3 separate regions of the Homo sapiens genome follow, and all the other regions are linked to region 2. The links are chromatin contacts, found by Hi-C or POLR2A ChIA-PET in ENCODE. All regions are on one chromosome and are shown on one strand. Each heading gives the region's core, a stretch centred on a gene start or an enhancer-like site at or near the end of the contact. The rest is flanking DNA. Distances are from core to core; before and after follow the strand shown.

Region 1 (4,108 bases), core at 1,131-3,630, 600 kb before region 2:
GGGCAGGGACTGTCCTGTCCTTGGGGTGTAATAGTTGGCTGGTTGACAACGCTCTTCCTCTCTACCCCCTTAGATCTTTCCTCCCCAGAGCTGGAAGTTGGCGCTGGTGGCTGCCATGATGAGTGGCATTGCAGTTGTCTTGGCCATGGCACCCTTTGATGTGGCCTGCACAAGGCTCTACAACCAGCCCACAGATGCACAGGGCAAGGTAAGGAAGTGCTCTGGGATGCAGGCGGGAAGCAGGGGATGGGGAAGGCAGATTGCGGGTGCAGGTGGGATAGCCTGAAATGCAGCCTGTAGAGGTGCTGCCCCTGGTGGGCTCTGACAAACTCCTTCTCTGTGCTCTCCCTCCCTCTCTGACACACTCTCAGGGCCTCATGTACCGGGGGATACTGGACGCTCTGCTGCAGACAGCTCGGACCGAGGGCATTTTTGGCATGTACAAGGGTATAGGTGCCTCCTACTTCCGCCTCGGCCCCCACACCATCCTCTCCCTCTTCTTCTGGGACCAGCTGCGCTCCCTCTACTACACAGACACTAAATAACAGCCGCTTTCCCAGTCTCCACCAAATGAGCACTCCTTGGCCACTTGTGCCTCCACCACTATGTCCTGGTGACTACTGATTAGGTGACCTTTCATCCATCCATGGGGGACAGCCAACCCCACTCCCCATCTGTTCTCAGGGTTGAATCACTACAAGAGATGAGTTTCCCTTCTTTCCTTGGGTGTTGCTTTAAACCTTCCCTACCCATTCCCTGGGTAACTCACACCCCTCTCTCAGGGCTGAACGAGTCATCCCAAAGTGTATTTCCTCCCACTCACCACTGCCACCCTTGAGTCCCTCCTGCTCCCATGCACAGTTTTAAACTCCTCCCTCCAAAACCAAAGGGAATCGAGAGACCCAATTCCCAGGCGTCTGGGACCCAGGTGTCCTGTTAGATTCAAAGGCACAGAGATTATATTGATTATAAAGCAAGTTTATTCTGAAGAGGGATTGTCTTATGTTTACGCACAGGGAAGAAATAAGAGGAAACCCTCTTTTCAACCTCTTTTCCCCCTCACAGAACCGAGTCCCCAAGTTCTCAGCAACATCATGCAGTGCTTCAGCGCCTTTACTGGGGACCAAAGATGTTAGGATCGTGAAGGGTCAGACTGGTCACCAGCTGTTCAAAGTCACCCAGGCTCCAGGGTGCAGGTGACAGATTTTCGGGGCCAAGAGATGACCTGTTGTCAGGGCTTGGGGTGGGGGAACAGATGGAGACAGAACATCATCCAGGCCTGAGGTTTGGAAATTGCCAATTCCTGTTCCCCAGAGGACCTGGGTATCAGTTACCCCAAACCTCTGGCCCACTCCTGCTTCCTTGGAGGATCCCACCAGTGAGTCTCCCTGTTCTGTCCCTCCCAGCCCGATTCTCCTGGGAACCCAGTCATGAGATACCCGCCCGTTCCTTCCTCCTTACGGGGGCTGATTGAAGGTAAGCAAGAGATCAGTCTGGTACTGGGGCAGCCTCAGCAAGGCCTGATGAAGTGTCACGTCCTTTGCTACCTAAGGGGATCAGAGTCAGGATGCTTACCTGGATCTCTGCGTCCCCGCTACCGCCCTTCCAGGACATTACACACTCTCGGGCCCTCACCTGCTGGTTTTCCTTAGCTATCTGCTGCTTGCCAGAGAGGACCCAGGCTTCTTGACAGCGGCCCCTCAGGGCCAGGTTCTCCAAACTGAGAGGCTGAACAGACTCCACATGGACAGCCCTAGCCCCCTGCACGCCACCAACATCCTCAAAGTGGTACCTGGAGTAGGGAAGCGGGGTCAGGAAGGGACATCTCTGGTCGCCTCCCCGGGAGCATCTTTAAGTTGCAGGCCTGGCTCCCGGCCCGTGCGTGGTCTCACCGCCCGGATTAACCGTCGGCCGCGGGCCCCGCCCACTGGTCCGACCCCGCCCCTGCCATTGGCCAGCCGGGGGCCATTCCCTCACCGCGCAGCCGCTTCGCCCCGTACGTGGGCCTGCAGCTCGAGAAGTTCCACTATCAGGCTCTGGTCCGTCACGGGATGGCAGAAAACTTCTTGATTGTCCGGGACCGGTCGGAGGTCGCTGGAGTGAGGCGAGGCAGACCCTGGTTGACCCCGGTCTCTTCCCACAACCCACCCAGTCAGCCGCCCCTGGGCGCCCCGGCCTTCTCACCTTACGTCAATGGCCCCCATGGGGAGGATGGCGGAAAAGGCGCCCCCGAACAGCGGGCAGTCTCTCGTGGGCTCCATGGGTCTGAGGCTGGGTTATGGGCATTAGAAAGGTTTAAAAGAAGTCCACATTGGGTCACGTGGCATCGGCTCCCTGGGTTTCGCAGCTGCCACCGCCACCCGGGTCTGGCTTAGCTCCCGGATCCTTTAAGATTTGGCTCCGCCCTGCGCTCTCGTTGGCCAATCGGCGCCAAGACCCTGGGGGCGGGGGTCAGCGGCTTTGCTCCGGAAGCCGCGCTCTTAGGAGTGCGCCTGGCGGGACGGTGGGGTCTGCCTTGGGGTTGGACTTAGGGTTAGGGTCTATGTCGCCCCCGGTGGTCACGAGCATGCTCCCGCCAGCCTCCTCTTGATTGATTGATTGATTGATTGATTGACAGGTCTCGCTGTGTCGCCCAGGCTGTAATGCAGTGGCGCGATCACCGCTCACTGCAGTCTCCACCTCCAGGACTCAAGTGATACTCCTGCCTCAGCCTCTTGAGTGGCTCCTGCTCCCGCCACCACGCCCGGCTAAATTTTTAATTACTTGTAGAAATGGGGCGGGGTGGGGAGTGTCTCCCAATCTTGCCCAGGCTGGCCTCAAACTCCTGGACTCAAGCGATCCTCCCGCCTCGGCTCCCTAAGTGCTGGAATTACAGGCGAGAGCCACAGCGCCTGGCCTCCTCGTCCTTTTCAAGTGGTCACACCTTCCAAGAAGGTCGCCTGAGACCCTCCTGAGGGGCAGGTGCTCGTCAAAGGGGCCCACGTCTAGGTAGGGTCTCTTGAGTCAGGAAAGCATAGTTTCACGGTGTTCTGGGCCTCTGAAAGAAGAATGGGCTGCCACCCAGACCGCTAATTCATAGATCTGCTGCTGGGAATTAGGGGAACAATGCGTCCAGGTTAGGATTCAGGTCTCACATCTTCCTGAAAGTGAGAGCCAACCTGGGTATTAGAAATCTAATTCCTCTCAAATATTTGCCTTGGGAATGCTCCCGGGCAGGTGCAACCCCACCCCCAGCTCCACACACCTGGACAGAAGCACAGATTAAACCCTCTTTTGTTTGTCTTTTACAGATTTGTTGTGTTCTTTAAGTTTTAACTTCACTATATCATTTCAGTTCATTTCTCTATTCATCTTTGATCCTCAGCACCCGGCACGGTGTTTAGAGCATAACAGACCTGATATATATTGGGTTTTTTTGTTTTGTTTTGTTTTTGAGATGGAGTTTCACTCTTGTTGCCCAGGCTGGAGTGCAATGGCATGATCTTGGCTCACTGCAACCTCCGCCTCCTGGGTTCAAGCTGTTCTCCTGCCCCAACCTCCCAAGTAGCTGGATTACAGGCATGCACCACCACACCCAGCTAATTTTGTATTTTTAGTAGAGATGGAGTTTCTCCATGTTGGTCAGGTGAGTCTCGAACTTCCGACCTCAGATGATCCGCCTGCCTTGGCCTCCCAAAGTGCTGGGATTATTACAGGCGTGAGCCAGCGTGCCCAGCCCAGACCTAATATATATTGTTAAGTGATTGAATAAACTCAATGCAAATGTCTGGAACCCAGGAGATCACCCATACCCTCATGGATTCTAGATGTCACCTACTTCCCAGCCAAGAATTGGGCAAGAGGACTCTGATCTTGAGGCCATTCCACAGGGTTCCAAGTGCTGACCATACCTCTGGACCCTAATGACTTAGTGAAATGAAGCCAAAGGGTACATATTTATTGGTCTCTTACCTTGCCAGGCCCTAATGTGAAGGGCTGGAGATACAAAGACATTTAGGACACAGCCCCCGATGCCTCACTGAAGGAACAGTGGAGCACACTTTGAGTCTTTTTTTGTTTTTTTTTTTGAGAGGCGGTCTCACTGTTGCCAAGACTAGACTGTAGTGGT
Region 2 (4,000 bases), core at 222-2,721:
AAGGCTTGTATTTTCAGAAAGTTCTTGCTCCTCGATTCGAGGACTCAACTCACTAGGGGAACCAAACTCTGTTTCCAGGGGAGTGGAGAGAGAAACTGGGTCCCCCTCCCGTAGCTCCTGGGACACAGCTGAGCCAGCCACAGGATCTGGGGACAACCGGGGCGGATCCCCCCTTTCGGGAGGCGGTGGCATCAGTTCAGAGTCCGCATTTTTATTCATCGGGGAAGCGTGGGGAGAAGGATGGGCTGGAGCTGGGTCCTGGTCTGAAGGACAGCAGTCCGGAGCTAACGGTTGAGTCTCCAAAGTCTTCATACTGCAGAGGAAGCACAGCGGAGATTAGCCTCAGCCAGGATGGCTTCGAAGTTCTCAGGGATCCGACGCAGAGCTAAAGAAACCCACCTGTGCTTCCCTCCTCTTCTGGGAGTAGGCAGAAGACTCCCGGGAGGAGAGGCGAACAGCGGACGCCAATTCTTTTGAAAGCACTGTGTTCCTTAGCACCGCGGGTCGCTACGGGCCTCTTGCTGTCGCGGGATTTCGGTCCACCTTCCGATTGGGCCGCCGCATCCCGGATCAGATTTCGCGGGCGACCCACGGAACCCGCGGAGCCGGGACGTGAAAGGTTAGAAGGTTTCCCGTTCCCATCAAGCCCTAGGGCTCCTCGTGGCTGCTGGGAGTTGTAGTCTGAACGCTTCTATCTTGGCGAGAAGCGCCTACGCTCCCCCTACCGAGTCCCGCGGTAATTCTTAAAGCACCTGCACCGCCCCCCCGCCGCCTGCAGAGGGCGCAGCAGGTCTTGCACCTCTTCTGCATCTCATTCTCCAGGCTTCAGACCTGTCTCCCTCATTCAAAAAATATTTATTATCGAGCTCTTACTTGCTACCCAGCACTGATATAGGCACTCAGGAATACAACAATGAATAAGATAGTAGAAAAATTCTATATCCTCATAAGGCTTACGTTTCCATGTACTGAAAGCAATGAACAAATAAATCTTATCAGAGTGATAAGGGTTGTGAAGGAGATTAAATAAGATGGTGTGATATAAAGTATCTGGGAGAAAACGTTAGGGTGTGATATTACGGAAAGCCTTCCTAAAAAATGACATTTTAACTGATGAGAAGAAAGGATCCAGCTGAGAGCAAACGCAAAAGCTTTCTTCCTTCCACCCTTCATATTTGACACAATGCAGGATTCCTCCAAAATGATTTCCACCAATTCTGCCCTCACAGCTCTGGCTTGCAGAATTTTCCACCCCAAAATGTTAGTATCTACGGCACCAGGTCGGCGAGAATCCTGACTCTGCACCCTCCTCCCCAACTCCATTTCCTTTGCTTCCTCCGGCAGGCGGATTACTTGCCCTTACTTGTCATGGCGACTGTCCAGCTTTGTGCCAGGAGCCTCGCAGGGGTTGATGGGATTGGGGTTTTCCCCTCCCATGTGCTCAAGACTGGCGCTAAAAGTTTTGAGCTTCTCAAAAGTCTAGAGCCACCGTCCAGGGAGCAGGTAGCTGCTGGGCTCCGGGGACACTTTGCGTTCGGGCTGGGAGCGTGCTTTCCACGACGGTGACACGCTTCCCTGGATTGGGTAAGCTCCTGACTGAACTTGATGAGTCCTCTCTGAGTCACGGGCTCTCGGCTCCGTGTATTTTCAGCTCGGGAAAATCGCTGGGGCTGGGGGTGGGGCAGTGGGGACTTAGCGAGTTTGGGGGTGAGTGGGATGGAAGCTTGGCTAGAGGGATCATCATAGGAGTTGCATTGTTGGGAGACCTGGGTGTAGATGATGGGGATGTTAGGACCATCCGAACTCAAAGTTGAACGCCTAGGCAGAGGAGTGGAGCTTTGGGGAACCTTGAGCCGGCCTAAAGCGTACTTCTTTGCACATCCACCCGGTGCTGGGCGTAGGGAATCCCTGAAATAAAAGATGCACAAAGCATTGAGGTCTGAGACTTTTGGATCTCGAAACATTGAGAACTCATAGCTGTATATTTTAGAGCCCATGGCATCCTAGTGAAAACTGGGGCTCCATTCCGAAATGATCATTTGGGGGTGATCCGGGGAGCCCAAGCTGCTAAGGTCCCACAACTTCCGGACCTTTGTCCTTCCTGGAGCGATCTTTCCAGGCAGCCCCCGGCTCCGCTAGATGGAGAAAATCCAATTGAAGGCTGTCAGTCGTGGAAGTGAGAAGTGCTAAACCAGGGGTTTGCCCGCCAGGCCGAGGAGGACCGTCGCAATCTGAGAGGCCCGGCAGCCCTGTTATTGTTTGGCTCCACATTTACATTTCTGCCTCTTGCAGCAGCATTTCCGGTTTCTTTTTGCCGGAGCAGCTCACTATTCACCCGATGAGAGGGGAGGAGAGAGAGAGAAAATGTCCTTTAGGCCGGTTCCTCTTACTTGGCAGAGGGAGGCTGCTATTCTCCGCCTGCATTTCTTTTTCTGGATTACTTAGTTATGGCCTTTGCAAAGGCAGGGGTATTTGTTTTGATGCAAACCTCAATCCCTCCCCTTCTTTGAATGGTGTGCCCCACCCCGCGGGTCGCCTGCAACCTAGGCGGACGCTACCATGGCGTGAGACAGGGAGGGAAAGAAGTGTGCAGAAGGCAAGCCCGGAGGTATTTTCAAGAATGAGTATATCTCATCTTCCCGGAGGAAAAAAAAAAAGAATGGGTACGTCTGAGAATCAAATTTTGAAAGAGTGCAATGATGGGTCGTTTGATAATTTGTCGGAAAAACAATCTACCTGTTATCTAGCTTTGGGCTAGGCCATTCCAGTTCCAGACGCAGGCTGAACGTCGTGAAGCGGAAGGGGCGGGCCCGCAGGCGTCCGTGTGGTCCTCCGTGCAGCCCTCCGGCCCGAGCCGGTTCTTCCTGGTAGGAGGCGGAACTCGAATTCATTTCTCCCGCTGCCCCATCTCTTAGCTCGCGGTTGTTTCATTCCGCAGTTTCTTCCCATGCACCTGCCGCGTACCGGCCACTTTGTGCCGTACTTACGTCATCTTTTTCCTAAATCGAGGTGGCATTTACACACAGCGCCAGTGCACACAGCAAGTGCACAGGAAGATGAGTTTTGGCCCCTAACCGCTCCGTGATGCCTACCAAGTCACAGACCCTTTTCATCGTCCCAGAAACGTTTCATCACGTCTCTTCCCAGTCGATTCCCGACCCCACCTTTATTTTGATCTCCATAACCATTTTGCCTGTTGGAGAACTTCATATAGAATGGAATCAGGCTGGGCGCTGTGGCTCACGCCTGCACTTTGGGAGGCCGAGGCGGGCGGATTACTTGAGGATAGGAGTTCCAGACCAGCGTGGCCAACGTGGTGAATCCCCGTCTCTACTAAAAAATACAAAAATTAGCTGGGCGTGGTGGGTGCCTGTAATCCCAGCTATTCGGGAGGGTGAGGCAGGAGAATCGCTTGAACCCGGGAGGCAGAGGTTGCAGTGAGCCAAGATCGTGCCACTACACTCCAGCCTGGGCGACAAGAACGAAACTCCGTCTCAAAAAAAAGGGGGGAATCATACATTATGTGCTCATTTTTGTCGGGCTTCTGTCCTTCAATGTACTGTCTGACATTCGTTCATGTTGTATATATCAGTATTTTGCTCCTTTTCATTTAGTATAGTCCATCGATTGTATATCCGTCCTTTTGATGGCCTTTTGAGTTGTTTCCCATTTGCGGTTATGAAATAAAGCTGCTATAAACATTCTTGTACAATTCTTTTTGTGATCATATGTTTTCGTGTTTCTTGGAGAAATACTTAGGAGGGGAATTGCGAGTTTGGAAGTAAAAAGTAGCTGTATTTTGAACTTTTTCAGAAGCTCTGAGTTTTCCAGAGCGGTTGTACCATTTTACACTCCAACTAGCAAGGTATGGGAGTTATTATGGTTGTGCCACAGCCTTCCGGACATTAGGTATTGTCAGTCTTTCTAATGTGGTATATCCTTGTGGTTGTAATTTACAGTTCTCTATTGACTAAGGATGTTCAGCATTTTTTCATGTGCC
Region 3 (4,056 bases), core at 796-3,295, 690 kb before region 2:
GTGGAGATTTTTGTTTGGTCTGCATGCTGTATTTCCAGCACCTCTTTTCACCCTTTCCTCGCATTCATAAGACTAAAATTTATCATAATTTGGATGTCTTTTAGGATTGGAACTGTTGGAGTAAGATCGTATTGTCATCTTCTCACTAAAGATTTTGCAGGTGGAATTATGTGTGGATGCTACCTTTAATTTCTAGCATTAAAATTCTGAAGTTACTTTATTATTTTTCTGTTTGGGGGTGGGGTTTTTTTTGTTTTGGACAGAGTTTTGCTCTTGTCGCCCAGCCTGGAAGTGCAATGGTGCGATCTCAGCTCACTGCAACCTCTGCTTCCTGGGTTCAAGCGATTCTCCCGCAGTAGCCTCCTGAGTAGGCATTCACCACACCCTGCTGTTTTGTTACTTGTTTGTTTTTTGAGATGGAGTCTCGATTGATCGCCCAGGCTGGAGTGCAATAATAGCACCATCTCAGCTCACTGCAGCCTCCGCCCCCCCAGGGTTCCAGAGATTCTCCTGCCTCAGCCTCCCAGGTAGCTGGGATTACAGGCATGTGCCACCATACCCAGCTAATTTTTGTATTTTTAGTAGAGAAGGGGTTTCACCGTGTTGGCCAGACTGGTCTCAAACTCCTGACCTCAGGTGATCCGCCTGCCTCTGCCTCCCAAAGTGCTGGGATTGGGGGCATGAACCACCGCACCCAGCCTGAAGTTACTTTGGAAACAAATATATTTGTATATGACAGCTTGTAAAACTGTAGTGAGAAGAGCAGAATCATATATTTCTCAGTGAAAAAGAAACAAATCTTATAATGAAGCACAGAAGAGGCTTTAAGAATTACTGATACCATCTTGCCTTTTCTCCTTTGTTGGTAGGAAATTAGTAAATAAGCCAGGTTTGATGGCTAAAGAGTGATTTCTGGAGTTTTTTAAAAGTTAAAATCTTTTCTTATTAGGCATCCACCTACCCCAGGTTTGGGAAATGGTATTGAATGTTGGGCTTTCCCTTGTGTTTTAGTGATTATTTAAAGCTTGGGAGTGTTTTTTTCTTATTTTTCTGCAGGTGGTTATCACTAGGCTAAAACTGGACAAAGACCGCAAAAAGATCCTCGAACGGAAAGCCAAATCTCGCCAAGTAGGAAAGGAAAAGGGCAAATACAAGGAAGAAACCATTGAGAAGATGCAGGAATAAAGTAATCTTATATACAAGCTTTGATTAAAACTTGAAACAAAGAGCCTGTGTTTTGTGTGTGGTGATTTAGGACACTCCCTAGTTTTCAGTGGATCAGTCTCTTACCTCTGATTTGTTGGTCTAAAATTTTTCTGAAATCAGGACTGATGAGATTTTTTTTATAGTGGGCAGCAGCATTTGAGGATATATCAGAAGCTGGAGGGGTGTCATTGAGAAGAAGAAGGCCTACAAGAAAAGCTAGTTGGAAACACTTCCTCTTGAACCTGTCTTTTAACTTGCTTACTATGGATAGGTTGCTATATGGACAGGCTATATTTTTTACCTTACTGCGTAAAAGTTTGTATTGCCATTGGATAGGAAGTCTTGCTTTCAATAGGATAAGAAGCTTCTGTGACTTTATAGCTTCTAGATGACTTCTTCAAGCTGTTCCTCCAGATTGAGAGGTCTCGGGTTCAGGTTATCTGATAGACCCATGGGCCCCCTTTACCTTGTTTTCTGCACAAGTGCTGGATGAGTGCCATCAAACCAAAACCTAACACGTCTTTGAGTTAAAATATAAACTAAACTGCAGCTTCGTCAGGATGAAGTGAAAAGGTGTGAGGTGGCAGCAGTGTGTGTGCTCCTGCCGTTCCTCATTTTAAGCATCTAAACAGGACACCTGAAGCCCGTTTACTTTCCAGGCTGGAGACTTGGCAACAACGTGGGAATGGGGAACGGGCCCGAGTTAAGTCACTGGCTTAGCCAAGGTCACAGCTGGCATCTGGGTGAACAGCGCTGCACGGTGTCCGCGGTGCCTCTAGGGGGCGGGGCTTCCGGCTGGCGCTGACCGGCTTCCGGCGGAGCGGGCGGGAGGTGGGGCGGAGTTGCTGCTCGGGGGCCTCTGGGTGGAGGGGGATTCAGACGCCGCGTCTGGTGTGTCCCTTTCTCCTTCCTGACCTTCCTCAGTCTGCAGCTCTTTTCTCCACCGCGCGCCCGCCTCAGCCGTTCAGCCCTGAGCTGGCGGGTGGACGGGCATGGATCCAGGCGGTGGGAGCAGTCTGCGAAGTCAGGGTAGGAAGGCTACACAAAGGAGGCGACATCCCAGCCCGGTCCTCAGGAATAAGCGGGCGTGCCCGTGTGGTGTGGACGGTGAGGGGACACTGTATTAAGTGCCTTATCTGCATTATCATTGAATCTTCATAGCAATCGATTGTGATGGGTACTGGTCATCTCCCCGGGTTGTAGATGAGGAAACTGAGGCCTCAGTAACTTTGCTTTAGTCAGTAAATGATAAGAGTCAGCAAATGAATTCCCAAGCGTAGACTCGGCCGTACCGCTGCTCTACCTTGCTAATAACGACCTACCTGTAAGCGACATTTTTGACAAAATGTCCTTTAAACATCTTTTGTGCTCAGCTCTGTATTCGTGGGCCCTCCAAAGGGGGTACAGGCAGGTAGAAGCCTCCGTCCCTACCTTATAGGTTGTATATATCTGAACTGGTCGACTAAAGATGCAAAGCGAAGTGCTCCAGTGAGTGTGGTACAGGTTGTTGAGATGAAGGAGAGATGGCAATCAGCTAAAGTTACTGAATACGTCAGGAAGGAGGCTGGTTTCAGCTGGCTGTGATTGGGAGGATCAATGCGAGGACATTCCGAGTCGGAAACAGCCAAGGCGAAGACTCACAGGTGGGTGAAGGGAGTAAACATGGCTTTGGAAATATTTCCAGTTTTCTCTGACCAACTCGTTTATCACCTAGCCGTCACATAGATCACACCAAGAAGCTGATTGATTTACGGTCACATTTCTTTCATGTTGCTTTGGAAAAGATACTGAAGCCTCGGGCAACATAATGAGACCCCGTCTCTACAAAAAAAAAAAAAAAAGAAAGAAAAGAAAAAATTAGCTGGGTCTGGTGACGCATGCCTGTAGTCCCAGCTACTTGGGAGGCTGCGGTAGGAGGATGCCTTGACCCTGGGAGCCGTGATCATGCCACTGTACTCTAGCCTGGGTGACAAAGTGAGACCCTACCCTCTCAAAAAAAAAAAAAATGAAAGAAAAAAGATATTGAAAGCTTAGAAATGTGCAGGAGTGGGCAAGTAAGATGAATAGGTTAGTAGGTCCCGACGTCCTGGGCTGCGTGCAGCCCACAGGCCACAGGTTGGACAAGCTTGATCCAAAGGAAGATGCCGCCTCTCCATCACAGCCAGTTATTGCCAGGCAGCAATGCCGCCAGTGCAGCCAGAATGTTGCCTTTTCAAGAAAGCCAGAAATCGAGGCTGGGTGCAGTGGCTCACGCCTGTAATCCCAGCACTTTGGGAGGCAGAGGCGGGTGGATCACGAGGTCAGGAGATCGAGACCATCCTGGCTAACACGGTGAAACCCCATCTCTAGTAAAAATACAAAAAATTAGCTGGGCCTGGTGGCAGGTGCCTGTAGTCCCGGCCACTCGGGAGGCTGAGGCAGGAGAATGGCGTGAACCCGGGAGGCGGAGCTGGCAGTGAGCCGGGATCGCGCCACTGCACTCCAGCCTGGATGACAGAGCAAAACTCTGTCTCAAAAAAGAAAGAAATCGAGATTTATGTGAAATCTCCCAATCTGTAAATATAGGTGAAACATTGAATTTTTTTTTTTTTTTTTTTTTTTTTTTGTGACAGAGTCTGGCTCTGTCGCCCAGGCTGGAGTGCGGAGGCACGATCTCGGCTCACTGCAAGCTCCACCTCCCGGGTTCATGTCATCCTCCTGCCTCAGCCTCCTGGGACTACAGGCGCTCGCCACCATGCCCAGCTAATTTTTTGTATTTTTGGTAGAGACGGGGTTTCCTCGTGTTAGCCAGGATGGTCTCGATCTCCTGACCTTGTAATCCGCCCACCTCCGCCTCCTAAAGTGCTGGGG

Evidence for each region. Hi-C counts contacts between places; a loop is a spot of excess contacts on that map. ChIA-PET counts read pairs that join two places held with the same protein, here RNA polymerase II (POLR2A). Pooled maps may share reads with other maps.
Region 1: a pooled map shows a loop between it and region 2 (5-fold over the local background). The contact joins the promoter of RANGRF here to the promoter of TP53 in region 2. A Hi-C loop is called at or near these places in 3 of 37 single-sample maps with no recorded cell type and 9 of 50 pooled maps. POLR2A ChIA-PET finds 5 or more read pairs at or near these places in 4 of 52 experiments (CD4-positive, alpha-beta T cell, activated B cell, activated CD4-positive, alpha-beta T cell and 1 more).
Region 3: a map of OCI-LY7 shows a loop between it and region 2 (10-fold over the local background). The contact joins the promoter of KRABD2 here to the promoter of TP53 in region 2. A Hi-C loop is called at or near these places in 4 of 168 maps with a recorded cell type or tissue (B cell, CD8-positive, alpha-beta T cell, OCI-LY7 and 1 more) and 10 of 50 pooled maps. POLR2A ChIA-PET finds 5 or more read pairs at or near these places in 3 of 52 experiments (MCF 10A, OCI-LY7 and naive thymus-derived CD4-positive, alpha-beta T cell).

What each region holds. Positions count from the first base shown.
Region 1 is chr17:8,286,942-8,291,049 of GRCh38, reverse strand. It overlaps RANGRF (RAN guanine nucleotide release factor), which reads right to left and starts at 2,380. Exons shown (of 5, transcript NM_016492.5): 1 at 2,185-2,380; 2 at 1,978-2,094; 3 at 1,636-1,792; 4 at 1,462-1,547; 5 at 963-1,237. The coding sequence starts at 2,261. The coding sequence ends at 1,114. It overlaps SLC25A35 (solute carrier family 25 member 35), which reads left to right. Exons shown (of 5, transcript NM_001320870.2): 4 at 74-208; 5 at 372-989. The coding sequence ends at 545. RefSeq lists enhancers at 1,658-1,727, 2,008-2,127, 2,488-2,717 and a silencer at 1,878-1,927.
Region 2 is chr17:7,684,961-7,688,960 of GRCh38, reverse strand. TP53 (tumor protein p53) reads left to right here and starts at 1,471. Exons shown (of 11, transcript NM_000546.6): 1 at 1,471-1,584. It overlaps WRAP53 (WD repeat containing antisense to TP53), which reads right to left and starts at 484. Exons shown (of 11, transcript NM_001143992.2): 1 at 400-484; 2 at 1-313. The coding sequence starts at 312. RefSeq lists enhancers at 533-582, 1,381-2,580, 2,541-2,590, 2,054-2,601, 2,621-2,750 and a silencer at 3,051-3,110.
Region 3 is chr17:8,374,693-8,378,748 of GRCh38, reverse strand. KRABD2 (KRAB domain containing 2) reads left to right here and starts at 2,045. Exons shown (of 2, transcript NM_001304947.3): 1 at 2,045-2,849. It overlaps RPL26 (ribosomal protein L26), which reads left to right. Exons shown (of 4, transcript NM_000987.5): 4 at 1,057-1,233. The coding sequence ends at 1,185. RefSeq lists a silencer at 1,911-2,110 and an enhancer at 1,855-2,406.